Regions from separate parts of the Homo sapiens genome. Here region 1 is linked to region 2. A link is a loop called in an ENCODE intact Hi-C map of the cell type or tissue named here. Cell type or tissue: mammary epithelial cell. All regions are shown on one strand. Each heading gives the region's core, and the rest is flanking DNA. Links, peaks and the distances in the headings are about the cores only. Region 1 overlaps CYP39A1 (cytochrome P450 family 39 subfamily A member 1). Region 2 has its middle 4.9 kb from the start of ADGRF1.

Region 1 (8,343 bases), core at 280-8,279, 410 kb before region 2:
AAATGCCACTGCCACACAAAACACACAAACACACAAGCTCAGTGTGAACACTGCTAGAGGAAAACAGAGACGCAATACATAAAAAAATAAAGTTAAACTGCTCATGGATGTTCAAGTTGAATTCTCTCCTAAAGTTTTAAACACTGGATTAGCTTCAGCAGAATTCAAACTTTGTTTTTATTCAAATAATGATATGGTTTGGCTACGAAGCCACCAAAATCTCATCTTGAATTCCCACATGTTGTGGTAGGGATCCAGTGGGAGGTAACCGAATCATGGGAGCAGGTCTTTCTAGTGCTGTTCTCGTGATGGTGAATAAGTCCCATGAGATCTGATGGTTTTACAAAGGGAAGTTTCCCCACACAAGCTCTCTCTCCTTTTGCCTGCCACCATCCATGTAAGATGTTACTTGATCCTCCTTGCCTTCCACCATGATTGTGAGGCCTCCCCAGCCATGTGGAACCATTAAACCTCTTTCTTTTGTAAATTGCCCAGTCTCGGGTATGTCTTTTTCACCAACATGAAAACGGACTAATACAAATAGGGAGTTAAGAGTACCTATGATTAAAAATACCTCATTTCTTCAGAGTAAGAAAAATAAATGCTATTCTAGAGGTATTGTTGGTAGGGAATTTTACTTTTTTTTTCTTTTTGCTTTTTTTTTTTTTTTGAGATGGAGTTTCACTCTGTCACCCAGGTTGGAGTGCAGTGGCGCAATCTCGGCGCACCATAACCTCCGCCTCCCAGGTTCAAGCAATTCTCCTGCCTCAGCCTCCTGAGTAGCTGGGATTACAGGCGCGCACCACCATGCCAGGCTAATTTTTGTATTTTTAGTAGAGATGAGGTTTCACCATGTTCGCCAGGCTGATCTCGAACTTCTGACCTTAGGTGATCCACCCACCTTGGCCTCCCAAAGTGCTGGGATTACAGGCGTGAGCCACAGCACCCAGCCTTAGCAGGGAATTTTAACTGGGAATTTAAAAACTCTGTTTGCTAGGCCCATAGATTACAGATCTATCTCGATACATCTTTTATATACATGTGCTTTTGCCCCTAAGTCCTGGAAAATAATGCAAAGAACATGTGTGTTTGTCTGGGTTGTTTACACAACAAAAATATTAGCTGAAACACAGTTTGTCAATGAAGGGCCTTCCAGTATGGCTTCCTATTCCCTTTATTCAGGAAGGAGATACCTAAACATTCACATAGTCCTTTTTCCTAAGGCCATCTTCCTTTCTAGTTTTAAGCAAAGCTGTTTGTGATAATATTTGCTATTTAACTAAAAACAAACAAAAACTTTTGATGCCATCTTTAAATATAAAAATGTTTGAAGAGTTTTTTTAAATGATGATAACAATGATAAGCTCCTATCCAGTCCTCTGTTCTCAGTGCTTTACAAAAATTAAATCATTTAATTCCCACAACTTTATGCGGTGAGGAAACTGAGGCCAAGAGACTAGGTACTGTGCCCAAGGTTACATAACCAGTGACTGGATTTGAGCCTAGACAGTCCAGACCAAATGAAACCCAGTCTCTGTGGGCAGACCCTGGCCTCAGACAGTTTTCAAAAGCTCCCAGAGTGATTCTAATGAGAGGCAGAGGTGAGAACCATTCATTAGCAAGCATCTGAACCAAAGGTAAGGCTTGTTAAAGCAGATTGTCTACCTCAGAGGTGTTTGTTTGTTTGTTTGTTTGTTTTTGAGACAGGATTTCGCTCTGTCATCCAGGCTGGAGTGCAGGGGCACAATCAGGGTTTGCTGCAGCTTTCACTTCCCCAGGCTCAAGTGTGATCCTCCCACCTCAGCCTCCTGAGTAGCCGGTACCACAGGTGTGTGCAACCATGCCTGGCTAATTTTTTATATATATAATTATTTGTAGAGACCAGGTCTTGCTATGTTGCCCAGGTTGGTCTCGAACTCCTGGGCTTAAGCAATTCTCCTGCGTCGGCCCCCCAAAGTGCTGGGATTACAGGCGTGAGCCACCATGCCTGGCCTACTGCAGAGTTTCTGACTGAGTCCCAGGTGATGCTGGTGCTGTCGGTTTATGGGCCACATTTGAAGAACCACAGATCTGGAATAACGCTTAGGGCACAGGTTCCTAGTGCCTGGCTTTTTAAATTATACTATTCTGCTTCCTTGCATCTGAAGAAACAACTAACGGTAGTGGCATCAACAACAAAGCCTATTTTGTAGAGCTTTGTTTTTCCTAATTTGCCATTAGTTTCACCTGTCGCTATTGACACAGCCAACTGTATGATAACACAGAAATCAATACGGAACATCGGAATTGTATTTTTTTGCTCGTTGTCTCTGGTTTTTTCTTATGTGGAATAGGATACCTCTTCTACATAGGTTGTTGTGATGATGTAACAGTGAAATAATGTATCTCAACATGTCCAGTACAGTGGTTGACACAAAAATGGTATCTAATCAATCTCATGTGTTTTAGCAAAATATATTTTAACAACAATAATTTATTACTATCTTTACATTAGCAAAAGAAAGGTAAGAAATACTTACCATGGAATTATCTTTTGCAGATTTACATGCTTTTATATCTGGAATGTTTTTCTCAAACAGTTCCAGGAACCACTTTTTGGATTTTGACCAGTTTCTACATGAGAAAAAATATATATAGAAATTAATTGGAAAGCACTTTAGGAATAACAGGTCACAGCATAAAAAAGGGATGTCTGTGGAATTAAAATTAGTTCTCCAAATTTATTCTTCATTTTCAGGTATAATTTCATGGAAGGTCTACCTTCGGAATGATTAGTCCACAAAGACAGCTGGGGAGGCAGAGCAACTACATTTTAGTGTCTTTTGTAAATAAAACTTTGGAGTCCTACTGGATTGGCACTGAATAAGAAGGCAGAACCCACACTTGCTTGGTCTGCCTTTACTGTGGCTGCTGTAAGTTGCAGGAGGATGAAAACCCAATGCACAGAACCAATCGCTGACTTAAGCCGGGAAAAACAAACTGGCTCTCATCTTCTAAATCTTGTCTGAACAGTCACCATTGTAGATGAATGGTCTACGTAGGCTATGGTCTGAATGTCTGTGTCTCTCCCAAATCTTTATATGTTGAAATCCTAACCCCCAAGGTGATGTCATTAGGAGGTGGGGGTCTTTGGATGGTAGCTATGTTCTGAGGCTACAGCCCTCATGAAAAGGAGTACTAACCTTATGAACAGGGTCTGAGGGAGTCTGTCTGCCCCTTTTACCACATGAGAATGCAGTGAAAAATTGGGAGTCTGCAACCCGGAAGGAGCCCTCACCAGAACATGACCATGCTGGCCCGCTCATTTCAGACCCCCAGCCTCCAGGGCAATGAGAAATAGCCCTCACCAGAACGTGACCATGCTGGCACCCTCATCTCAGGCCTCCAGCCTCCAGGGCGATGAGAAATAAATTTCTGTTGTTTATAAGCCTCCCAGTCTATGATACTTTGTTATAGCAACCCATATGGAGAAAGACATAGAGCCACTGCCAAGAAATTTCAAAATCATGCAGTTACTTTGCATGTGCCTCATTTTACAAACATTTGTCTGAACCAACTGTGAGAAATGCATTTAACCACGCCCATGTTTGCCTCAGAGAGAATGAGGAGCACAGTGTCTGATTCTGAGACTGCTCAGGTTGACGATTTAGCAGGAATCTTAACTGTAGCAATGAGTGCAATAATAAAAAGCTGTACATGGGATAAAAGACCTCAAAATAAATTCTTAATCCCATCGATCTCTTTCTCTCTTTTGTTTTTGTTCATCACAATAAGAAAAGCATCTCTCTTCCTTGGTCCTCCTTCAATTCACATACAGACACCAAAAACAAACAGGTCATAAGAAACGGCTTCTCTCCCACTTAAACTGCTGTTACATCTACTTAGAACAGAAAAATGAGAGGTGTTGAATTGCTGAGATAAGCTTGGTCAATGAATTAATTATAGGAAACAACTGTTACCTTAGAAGACACTCTGGCAACTGGGACCCATACTCAAAATCTTCATCATAAACTTGAAAATACTGATGGAACTCCTTGATTTTTTTCTTGTTTGTGGAAAACAAACTTTTATTAAAGAGCATATTCACTGTGACTGGATAAAGGAGATGTCTACAAAGACAGAAACACACAAAAAGTCAGACCCGAAGACCAAAGAAGAAAGGCAAAGGATACAAAGCAAGGCATTATTTCATAGCAATATATGGGGAGCAGATAATAGGTGACAGATTCTCTTGGGAAAAAGTCACTCTTAAGAAGTTTTGATATTTGCTTACTGTGGTCAAGATAATACAGGGGGAACTGAAACTGTGGTTTGATTTATCTGAAGATATTTAAATGCTTTCTAAACAAGCTTATTAGACTCTGACAAATATGAGATAATAAATAAACTGATCTAATACAATTCAACAATAATTTATTTAGCAAATAATAGTAGCTAAGATATAGTCCATGCCTTTAGACAGCAACAACAACAATAACAACAACAACAACAACAAAGATTCAGGGCAATATTAGTCACCAAATTCCCTAATTTCTCACAGGATCCCATAAATTCAAACTATTGCCCATTGAAATATAGTACATATCATCAATAAGTTTTACCATTAAGAGAATAAAGTGATTACTGTAGCATACTTAAGATAAAGAATATAAAATATTGTTAACATGCCTTAAAACACTTAATACTGTTTATTTAATTTTTATTTACCATCCCTTCATAATTTCCTCCACCCAAAGTTTTAAAAATATCCAAGAATATTTTGTTCATTTCAATATCTTCATTTTGTTATAGATATTGGGTATGCTTCAGCACATTTTTAAATTTGGTTGTTTTTGTGTCCCCCCTCCACCCCCTACTACTGGACCTCTAACAAAATGTTCACTGTCATTCTGAGTCTGAACTGCTCAATCTTGCCTTGGGCATTCCAGGATTCCTGCTGAGATGGCAAAGTGACTCAGGTAACTTCAACTTACGAAATCTCTTTATGCATGTGGGAAATTTTCTCATGTCTCCCATGCCCAGACTTTAACTTTTCCAGAAAGCTTCAGAATGGGGCTGACTCCGTCTGCTGCTCTTCCCTGTCTCTTGGGATCTCCCTTAATAGAGGACCCTGGGGCTCAGTCCTGAGGCCCACACTGACTTTGCCTGAGCCACTTGTTAAGTAACACAAACATCTCCTGGACTTTTTTCACCACTTTATGATTCCATTCTCTCCCCTATCCTCTCAACGTCCTCTCATTCTAATAATAGCAAATTGCACTGAATGTTTTATCAAAATTCTACAGGAAGTATGAAAATTATAAGAAGAAAATCCGTGTAGTTTATACACAAATGTATGGAATGACTAAGGATAAATTACTGCAAATGTATTACAATGACTGTATTGGCTTGTTTGCTCACCATAAAATAGAAATGCTAAACTGAATTAGAATTTAAAAGATTGGTGACAGAGCGAGACTCTATCTCAAAAAAAAATAATTTAAAAGATTAAAATAATCTCTTAATAGCCTAGTTAGGTAGATTTCATTAATCAACCTGACAATGTTTGAAGTCCAATCTATAGGTTTCAATTTTTTTATTTAAAACAAAAAGCAAGACTAAATCATACTAATGCGTCTATTTACCTTACTAAGTTGTTCAGGTCCATTGTCCCATGAGTGCCTAAATTCTCCAGTTGTTCATGTAATTCTTCAGTCAGTTGCCCAGTAAACTGATGGAGATTGACAGTCCCCATTTTCCCTTTCAACATAATATAGAGTTTTTCATGCAGTGCTAAAAAGACATTCTTTGGAATTGATGCTATGAACAAAGAAAACTATTTTCAAAATAAGCAACAACTCCTTGAAACACACAGTCAATATATATCTACTATTATTTGGTCAGCAGGGACTACAGCCAAAGTCCTCTCAGTACATAAGGTCACCTCCCATAAATAAAAGTAGATAAAGATTCAACCTATTCTCGACTGAGTGTGGTGGCTCACAACTGTAATCCCAGAACTTTGGGAGAACAAGGCAGGTGGATCACTTGAGGTCAGAAGTTCCAGACCAGCCTGACCAACATGGTGAAACCCTGTCTCTACTAAAAATAGGAAAATTAGCCGGCTGTGGCGGGCACCTGTAATCCCAGCTACTGGGGAGGCTGAGGCAGAAGAATCGCTTGAACCCAGGAGTTGGAGTCGCAGTGAGCCAACATCACACCACTGCACTCCAGCCTGGGTGACAGAGAGAGACTTTATCTCAAAACAAACAAATAAAAAAGATTCAACGTATTCTGTGAGATGATGGAAATCTATTCACTTTAAGGGATAATCTATAAATGGGTGATTAAGAGAGCTGGTATTTTCAGCCCTTCTCCCTCAAAATCTACAGTCCAGATACATTAAAAACATATTTTACATATCCCAGCATTTCAGAGGCTGTTCTGTCTGCTCAGAATGTTCTCTCCTTTATTATACCCATATCTACTCCCACCCAATCCCACACACTTATACCTATGAGCCTCAAACTTCTCCTGCAAATTTCTATTTGTCCTTCAAGTGTCTTCTTGAACACTACTTCCACCAGGAGGCCTTTCCTAACCCCATGAATAGCTTTGAGCCCACTATTTTCTTTATGTTAGTATTCGTGCTCCTTCTATAACACACATTCCTAATTAGAAATTGTGGTTTATTGTTTACTCATTTCTTTATATTTTTATTTTATCTTGTTTTATTGACCTTGAAGTAACTTTTTCTGTTTTAAAAAAATTTTGAATTTTATTTTAGATTCAAAGGGTACATGTGCAGGTTTGTTATACAAGTATATTGTGTTATGCTGAGGTTTGGGGCATGATTAATCCCATCACTCAGGTAATGAGCACAGTACTCAATAGTTAGTTTTTCAACCTTTGCCCCCTGCCGCCCACCCCCCTCCCTCTAGTAGTCCCCTGTGTCCATTGTTGTCATTTTATTGAAGTAACTTTTTCAAAGAATAAGTTTTAATTTTGTATTTCGTCATCCTATTACGTGTAAGATACATTTTGTGTAAGTTAATGAAAAACAGTTTTTAGATTTCCTGAGCATACATCTTCTCTATGTTACCATACCAGTATAGTATGTATACTATGCTACTATACATATACTATGCTGGTATGTATAGTATGCTACTATACATCTTCTGTATGTATAGTAGCATACATCTACTATATGGGAGGGATGGGAAGCTGACTCAAGAATAAATATTAATATATTTCATCTGTTCAATGAAATATTTAAACATGAAAGTCCCCAGAGGAGGCTCAGGTGAAAAAAACTCAATCATTTCCATACACCTCTGATAGGTAACTTAGTAAATTTTTCTGAAGGGATACGCGACTCTACAGATCAAAGGCCTTCAAAATATTTATATTATTTGATCTAAAATTCCATAGTCCAAGTATCAAGAAGCACTAAATAATCAAATAATTTCACCAACAGGTTGTGATGATCATGCATACAAGAAGAAAAAATATATATAATTCTATTGATTACTGGTAGCTTTTAAAACAAACTTTCTTGTCTTAATGGCAAGAAATGCACAAAAGGTTACATGAAAAGGAACCAAAGAAGAAAAAAGGGAAACAGAGAGAAAGAAGCCACAGAGAATAGAAGCAAGCAAAAACATTGTGAAAGCACAAAAAAGAACCAGACACAAATTGAACCAGCTCTGCGTTCCAGGGAGGACACATGGCCCCAGTACACACAATTGCAGCCTAGGAAGAAATGAAGGCAGACAGCCATACTGGAAGCATGCTGACTGTACAATCTGGTAGTCTCTGAAGATGGAGGATTTGTGAAAGGGCAAGTCAAGCTCCCATTGACCATAACAGCCCTATAAAATTTGTCAGGAAATGCCACTGTAAAGGATTTACTAAGCCATGGAATTCTAGTTTCAGGGACTGAGTAACATGTAACCAGTCCAAGAGCTGTACCCTGTAGAACACTGTATACACAGCAGTGGAACAGAGTTAGTGACATCTTGGAAGCTGTAACATGATACAGATTCCAAATATTCTCTAAAGAAAACATCAATGAGGTAACCTTATCACTTTCACGTGTCTAATTCAAATCTAAATGTATTAGGCTGCCATTCATTTGCATTTCAATGGCCAAACTATTCTACCCATAACTCTTTCCTCTTCTACCCATACCTCAAGAATAAAATAATGGACCCTCATCATTCTTGATAGAGGAATGAGGATGTAATTTTTACCTAAAACTACTCCTGGATTCCAATGTTGGATTTCGAATGGACTATCTGAAAATATTCTTTACCTGTACGATAAACGATATTTTGCACTGCTAGTTCAAAATCTACTTTTTTG
Region 2 (8,343 bases), core at 129-8,128:
CTACTAACAACCACGTCTAAATTAGCAATTTGTAATTCTGTTATGGAATAATGAAGGGGATAATAATATGTTAATTCTCAAAAATGCCACTGAAAAGAAAGCAAAGGATGTCTCTGAATTCAATTAATTTATTAATTTTCTTTTGTTTCTTTTAAGCACTCCACGTTTTACAAATGACTTGAGCTGGCTTACAATGTTAATGCATAAAATAAAATAGTGTGAGAATAAAAATTTTAAAATCATTATAAAACCTCTATATAAACTATAAAAAAGGAAACTATAAAGAGTCAATTAAGAAAAGTGATGCAAATAATAATCCCTGAAATTATTGTTTCATAAATTTGAAACTTATCTCTAGGACAGAACTTCCTAACAGTTAAAGAAAAGGGGAAGCTAGTCAGGTACACTGTTCTCACAATCAGGAAAGAGGAAGCATCTATGTTTTCATGAAAGAGTAAGTAAATTCTAATAGAAACATCTTTTTTAGAGTGAACAATATTCCCGTCAACATTTGAGCTTCTAATTGCATGTTGAAGACCTTTAGTGCTATGTGGGCCTAAACCCAGTATGACCCACTTGTCTTCCACACCAGCTGGGCCACTGATCCCTATCATACTTAACATGATTGGGTCTGGGTCTAGCCCACTGAAAAAGTTATCAAGAGAATGGGGCTTACCTGACAAACCCCAATTGTCAGGTAGACTCAAGCTTCAACCATTGTTCCTTTGTCCCCCATCAGCCTGGGTGGAAAAAAGCTAATCTCATAATCTAGTCGAGTTAATTCCATTCTCCTTCTGCTTGTTTTCTGTAGGGTTTTGCCTGTTTCACAGTCCACCAATTATAACTGTAGACCAAATTTCAATTCCGAAAGGATAAAGACTTCCAGACATACATACTCTTACTCAGTAGGTCCAATGTCTAAAGTTTTAAGATGAGAGATGCCATCTTCTCAGTTCAGTGCCACCCCTTTCCTATTGTCTATATTAAATTACAAGTGTTTAAAGTAATTCACTGACATCCTAGTAAGAATGTGTTTATAAAATGGAATTAATAATCTACTAATCACTAGAGCAAGAAAGTGGCCATGGAATTGGGTGGAAACAGTTGAAATGACCAACTAGTGTGGAGTTTAAGGTGGTGAGGGCTTGAAGCTGAGATGGAAGCTCTGTTATCCACCTTTGGCTCATTGTGTCACTGCAGCCCAACAACTTCCTAGGGCCAAGGTATGGCCCTCAGAACCAAAGGAAACCCTACATTGTCTCATTAGACCAAAAACACTTTAGCAGACACTAGTAGGTGAGGCAACCGGTAGACATCAATGATTCCATGAGCACATTGATTTTGGAGAAAATCTGAATCCAAACAGATGAATGCATTTAATAGTCTTTTAATTCCGTGTTTAATAGAAGGAAGTCATAGTACGTCCAATATTCAGATTGTTTCATAAATAAGGTGTGTTTTTGAAACTGATGACTCACCAAAAAGCAGTTTACTCACCGCTTCTAATTTCCTGCTAAGAATCTGTTAGTGCACGCAACACTAAATTCCTCAGTACTTCCTGGTGAGTTTGAGGAGCTCTCTGGTCCTTGCAAAGGACACAGTGCAAAAGGAAGCAGCATGGGTTTATGCACTGTGGCAGCATTCGGACATCTTATTACCTTAAGAGCTCAGGACAAAGCCAACCTTCTGAGTGCAGAGCTGTGGAGCTTTGTTGCCCCTCTAGTTTGATTGTAATGTTTCACAGGCATGAACAAGGTGTTCACTTGAGCATAAGAAGCCAGGTAAACAAATTTATTTTGGTTCATCTGGTCAACTTTACATTCCACAAATGCTGGGGGGAAAAAAAAGAAGAAGAAGAAAGGCCTGGGGCTGAGGAAGAGCTTCAAGCCTTCTAACTTCATCTGTTGGTGTTGGTTTAGTGAAGAGTCTGGTTGCTTGGTTTCCAAGCAAAAGAGCAGGGTCCCACAAATAAACAGCAATAAGCCTGAGTCCTGGGAGAAAGAAAATGCAAACAGAATCATGTTATTGAAACTAGTTATCTAAATTCATATGTCAACAAACTGTCCCTGAGTGAGTACTCGGTGTGAAACAATATCTAAATTAGACAGATCAGCAGGTGAACCAGAAAAGGACAGGAACCCAATTACAGAAGGACCCTGATGCCCATGTCCATACATCAGAAGTGCTGGACATTCTTTGAGTTTGGTCATAAAGAAGTTTTACCCCAGGGGCTGCAAACACAAACGGCAGACTTGAGTGATGTGATGATGCAGGAGTGTGAAAGACCCTGGACTGTTTCAGGTGGTTTTATTCCATAGTTGCAAAATGTTTGAAAGCACTATATATATGTATATGTATATATTGCAAGTATAATTTTTTTAACTGAAAGGAGGAGTAAAAAAGAGAAGAGTTGAGTATAAACTGTAAATTTCAGCGAGACGATTCTTCTGACTACTATGATAAAAGTCTTATCAAAGCTGATACAGGCTCTTCATACTCGGAACAAGGGCTTAAGATAAGGAGAGGTGGGTTTGAAATTATGAAGCTACCTAAGGACAAGCATTGGACACTGTGACTTATGAGAAATTGCTTTTATCAGAGGGGTAGGGTAGCATTGTGTTATAATTGAGACCTGGACAGCTAATTAGAGGAAGAGAAGAACTACCAAGCACTTAGTATCAGCCAACATTTTGTTGTTGTTGTTGAGACAGGGTCTCACTCTGTCGCCCAGGCTGGAATGCAGTGGCATTATCTCATCTCGCTGCAACCTCTGCTTCCCGGGCTCAAGCGATTCTCCAGCCTCAGTCTCCCAAGCAGTTTGGACCACAGGCGTGAGCCACCAATGTTAATTTTTGTATTTTTTGTAGAGGCGGGGTTTTGCCATGTTGTCCAGGCTGGTATTGAACTCCTGAGCTCAAAGCGATCCTCCTGCTTCAGCCTCCCAAAGTGTTGTAATTACAGGTGTAAGTCACAGTTCCTGGCTTAGCAAACTTTTTTTTAAATTTTTTGTTTTTAATTTGTATGGGCACATAGTAGGTATAAGTTTTTATGGGGTACATGAGATATTTTGATACAGGCATACAATGTGTAATCATCACCTCAAACCTTTGCGGTTATGCAGCATCATTTCTTTGTGTTACAAACATTCCAATTATACACTTTAAGGTATTTTTAAATGTTTAGTAAATTGTTATTGAATATAGTCACCCCATTGTGCTATCAAACACTAGATCTTATTTATTCTACCTAATGATATTTTTGTACCCATTAACCATCCCCACTCCCCCACTGCCCACTACTCTTCCCAGCCTCTGGAAATCATCATTCTTTTCTCTACTTCCATCAGTTTAATTGTTTTAGTTTTAGCTCCCACAAATCAGTGAGAACATGTGAAGTTTGTCTTTCTTTACCTGGCATATTTCACTAAATGTCCTCCAGCTCCATCCACGTTGTTGCAAATGACAAGATCTCATTCTTTTTTTTGTTGTTGGTTTCTTTCTTTTTTTTTTTTTGTGGTGGATCAGCCAACATTTACGGAGTACTTCCTATGTGCCAAGTACTGTTGTGATCATTTTTCATGTGTTTTTATACGTTCTGCAACCCTATTTTATAGACAATGGAGTGAAGGCATCGAGCAGTTAAGTGAATGGTGAGCCAGAAAATCAACACAACCTGACTTCAAAGTCTGTTCTGTCACACTATTCTCTACTGCTTCCTAAAGACAGATGAAAAATACAAATAGAAGTGTCTGACCCTTGCTAAATATCCAAAGAAAAAGCAAAGGCAAACCAGGTACTAATGAGATAGAACATTCTTATCATCTGAACCTTCCATAATAAATTGGAGAGCCATCAAAATCCTATAGAGTCCACACTTCATTTTATTCAAGAAGTAAGCTTCAAGTGTCACTAAATTCAAGGTCCTGTGTAAATCTGGCAGTTGGTCAAGACGGTATCTGTGGCCTTTAATCAGTTCAGAATGTACAGTATTGATACAGAATTATTATTCTCTGTACAGAATGTACACAGATAACACTGAGAAGAGAAAGCTATAACCTATAAAATAAGTGATAATCCTTTTTCCCCTTCACTCCGTCTGTGTTTAAAATAAGAGTTATACAGCACCAAGAAGCCCACCTCTCCAAGCTCAAAAGATCCTCGTGAGGCCATAGGAAAGGTACAGCTGCAGGCACCAGAACACACCCCCTGCAATCACAGGAGGTGCAGGAATTCTACAGGGTCGGGACAGCCTCAATAGAGAATCTGCTATATCTTACAAGAATCCTCCTTTTTACCATGCAGATTCTAGAGTTCCAGACCCTTTACAGTAAGATGCATTTCTCCACCAGCCTATAGCATCAGAGAAAAATAACACAAGCAAGGCTTCTGGAGAACACTCATGAGTCTGCTGGATTAGAGGCTCACACCCAACAGACTCAGAGTGCAAAGGGTCCTTCCTGTGGATGAGAAGCTCTTCTAGAACAAAATTAAGCTGCTTCCGTCCCTGGGCACTTTTGCTCTGGTGTCATGGCCGTGCTCAACTTCCTCATGAGGACAAACATCTGAAGATGTGACCTGAGATTAGGACATTCTTTTTCACTTACGTATTGTTTCAGCAAACCCCACATTGACTCCAGCACTTCCAAATGTCCTTTAGGCAAAGAGAGACATCTAGTGGCCAAGATTCACAACGTTGTAGCGGCCACCTGTTTACAAAATCACTATGCGGTACAATCACTTAATTTACCATGAAGGTGACTGAGGGACTTAATGGAGGAGGCAGGAGAAGGAGCAGTCCAAACCAGGTAACCTCTGTGACCTGAGTTGCCTTGTCCAGTTTTTCAGGACATAGATTCTGCTTGGAGCAGAGTTCATTCATTCATCTATTTATTCATTTGACAAGCATTTATACTGTCTACTAGGTACAAGACACTGTGTTAAGCCTCAGGACTTCAAAATCTATAAATACACTCTTCAAGCATCTATAATGGAGAAGGTAGGCCAGCAACAATCAGTTAAAATATGTTACGATAGGGGCTGAACACACTGTGCCACAGAAGGCTGTAGGAGAGGCACTTACATGAATCTTTGAGGATAAGAAAAAGCGTTTAAAACACAGGTCTCAAACTGGCACCCTGTGGGCCCCATCTGGCCAGCAGATGTGTTTTGTTTGGACCATGCTTTGTTTTTCTAACTCTGAATTAGTTGCCGACATTTAAACATCAGGGGATTTCACATAAAAATCCAAATTTCAGCTTCTTTTGGAAAATAAGAAGATCTGAAAACATTGGTTTGTATTCCTGCAGGGTCACATTCAATTGGAGCTGCTTTCTTAATGTTTTTACATAACAGTCAATAATGTCTCTGCATAACAGCTTCTTTTAATAAAATGTTGGTAAATTTTACATGAACAAGGTAGAAAACTCAAAATTACAAAAGCATATTCAGTAAACTACCCTTGTTCCACAACTAACCAATCTTCACCTACAAAAGCGCCCACTTTACCAGTTAGAAATTGTATAAATGCATATCCTTCTCTCACAGTTTACACCAAAGTTAATATTACCTGGATTTAAAATATAAACACAAAATATGAAACTTTAAAGACAGTAGAAGAAAACAGTTGTTGCTGATACATTCTTTAAATAATGTGTTGGTTTAATGGCAAAGGTATTCCTAAAGTAAGAACAAAACCTAGATGTCACAAAAAGAAAAAAATGGTATTTTTTTGGTGTCTTCACATAAAAAGGAGAAAAGATTCTGCAAGGTCAGCAATACAATAAACAGCATCCAAATAGAAATAATGATCTGGAAAAAAAGAAGCTATTTTCAATTTATTTAATAAATTTTTCCTAATATGCAAATAGTTCTTTGGAATCAATGAAAAAAGACAATCAACCAGATAAATAGACAAAAGGATATAAATAAATCCACCAAAAAAGCATACAAATAGTTCTAAAGTCTATGAAAAGCAAGGAAACATCTAGGATAACTTGAAAAATGAAGACTAAAGCAATGATGGGATATTATTTTTACCTCTCAGGTAAAAGATCAAAAGCGTTAATGACAACATTGTTGCAGGTAGGAGGAAATAGGCAGTGTCATATATAACTAGCGGGAATATAAGTCAGTAAATCTGTACCAAATGTTTACATTTACATATCACTTGACTTAGCAATTCTATTTCTAGAAATACAACCTACACACATACTTTCATATGTGCAAAATGATATGTATACAATGCAGAATTATTTCTAATATGCTGATTGAAAGTAATCTAAAAGTCCATCAGTAGGTGCGGTGAATTGTATTTGTTTAAAATATATTATATATGCAAGACATGAACCTTTTTTGTTTTGAGAAATTGAAATTTTGAGGTTGTTACTATATTGTAATCTAGCTTAAGCATACAGAAATTGGTACTAAGAGTGGGGTAAAGCTGCCATAAGAGAAATCTGACAATGTATGACATTTGCTTCTTGTCTGGCCAATGAGCAGCAAAGAAATTGTTCTTGGAAACCATATGGGCATGACCTATATAAGAAACCTTTGTGCTTGGCATGGTGGCTCACGCCTGTAATCCTAAAACTTTGGGAGGCCACGGTGGGCGGATCACTTGAGGTCTGGAGTTTGAGGCCAGCCTTGCCAACATGGCGAAACCCCATCTTTACTACAAATACAAAAATTCGCCAGGCATGGTACTGCATGCCTGTAATGCCAGCTACGCAGGAGGCTGAGGCAGGAGAATCGCCTGAACCTGGGAGGCGGAGGTTGCAATGAGTCGAGATTGCAACACTGCACTCCAGCCTGGGCAACAGAGTGAGACTCCATCTCAAAAATAAATAAATAAATAAAAATTTTAAAAAGAGAAACGTGTGATAAATGTGAATGGCAGTTAATATGCTGAACGAGTTTCAGGCTTCAAGCAAGAAAGTTGCAATCCCTTTTACTACAGCTAGTGGTTCTCTTGTCAGTACAATGCTCTTAAAACATAATTGTCACCTCATTTGTTTCATTCCAATCAGCTGCACGTGCCATCATATACGCCTCACATTCTTTTCCAAGCAGTACCTTGAGTCTATCAGGCGTCAGTGGCAGAGCCACACCTTTGGTTTCTTTTCCGGAGTAATTTTATCCACCTGAAAGACTTAGAGCCACCTTACTCATTCCCAGTGTTGAAGGAAAAAGATTTGACGGCCATATCCGTGACTCACTTCTTGTTATTAGGCTTGGATATAATTGGTTTTATATCCAAACCAAGACCACCTCAGTTTTATATTTTATTAGTTAGAGATAGGAATTAGTTACATCTTCTCTCTGATAAGTCCCAGAATTTATGGACTTTTGTTTTTTAATTTTACTTCCATTTGCAAAGTAGCCACCTTTTTCTTGAAATACACAGTCTAAACAATCTGTAGTTTCTTTTGCTGTGCAGAAGCTCTTTAGTTTAATTAGATCCCATTTGTCAATTTTGGCTTTTGTTGCCATTGCTTTTGGTGTTTTGGACATGAAGTCCTTGCCCACGCCTATGTCCTGAATGGTAATGCCTAGGTTTTCTTCTAGGGTTTTCATGGTTTTAGGTCTAACGTTTAAATCTTTAATCCATCTTGAATTGATTTTTGTATAAGGTGTAAGGAAGGGATCCAGTTTCAGCTTTCTACATATGGCTAGCCAGTTTTCCCAGCACCATTTATTAAATAGGGAATCCTTTCCCCATTGCTTGTTTTTCTCAGGTTTGTCAAAGATCAGATAGTTGTAGGTATGTGGCGTTATTTCTGAGGGCTCTGTTCTGTTCCATTGATCTATATCTCTGTTTTGGTACCAGTACCATGCTGTTTTGGTTACTGTAGCCTTGTAGTATAGTTTGAAGTCAGATAGTGTGATGCCTCCAGCTTCTGCACAGCAAAAGAAACTACCATCAGAGTGAACAGGCAACCTACAACATGGGAGAAAATTTTCGCAACCTACTCATCTGACAAAGGGCTAATATCCAGAATCTACAATGAACTCAAACAAATTTACAAGAAAAAAACAAACAACCCCATCAAAAAGTGGGCGAAGGACATGAACAGACACTTCTCAAAAGAAGACATTTATGCAGCCAAAAAATACATGAAAAAATGCTCATCATCACTGGCCATCAGAGAAATGAAAATCAAAACCACTATGAGATACCATCTCACACCAGTTAGAATGGCAATCATTAAAAAGTCAGGAAACAACAGGTGCTGGAGAGGATGTGGAGAAATAGGAACACTTTTACACTGTTGGTGGGACTGTAAACTAGTTCAACCATTGTGGAAGTCAGTGTGGCGATTCCTCAGGGATCTAGAACTAGAAATAC

What was found. Peaks named below come from ENCODE experiments on the same cell type or tissue, not always from the same donor. Only the 100,000 strongest peaks of a DNase experiment are listed, where the experiment ranks them.
Region 1: a loop joins it to region 2, with 6 times the contacts of the local background. A loop is called at or near these places in 2 of 110 quality-filtered maps.

Annotation. Positions count from the first base shown.
Region 1 is chr6:46,633,870-46,642,212 of GRCh38, forward strand. It overlaps CYP39A1 (cytochrome P450 family 39 subfamily A member 1), which reads right to left. Exons shown (of 12, transcript NM_016593.5): 2 at 8,294-8,343; 3 at 5,625-5,799; 4 at 3,960-4,109; 5 at 2,520-2,613. Among named protein-coding and RNA genes, the nearest start is that of CYP39A1, 15 kb to the right of the region's middle. In mammary epithelial cell, for the core only: no CTCF peak of the experiment used is centred there; DNase peaks (open chromatin) are centred at 3,502 and 4,962; H3K27ac peaks cover 2,421 bases.
Region 2 is chr6:47,043,074-47,051,416 of GRCh38, forward strand. No RefSeq gene overlaps it. Among named protein-coding and RNA genes, the nearest start is that of ADGRF1, 4.9 kb to the left of the region's middle. RefSeq lists an enhancer at 1,172-2,371. In mammary epithelial cell, for the core only: a CTCF peak has its summit at 4,678 (motif pointing left); DNase peaks (open chromatin) are centred at 1,518 and 4,638; H3K27ac peaks cover 3,021 bases.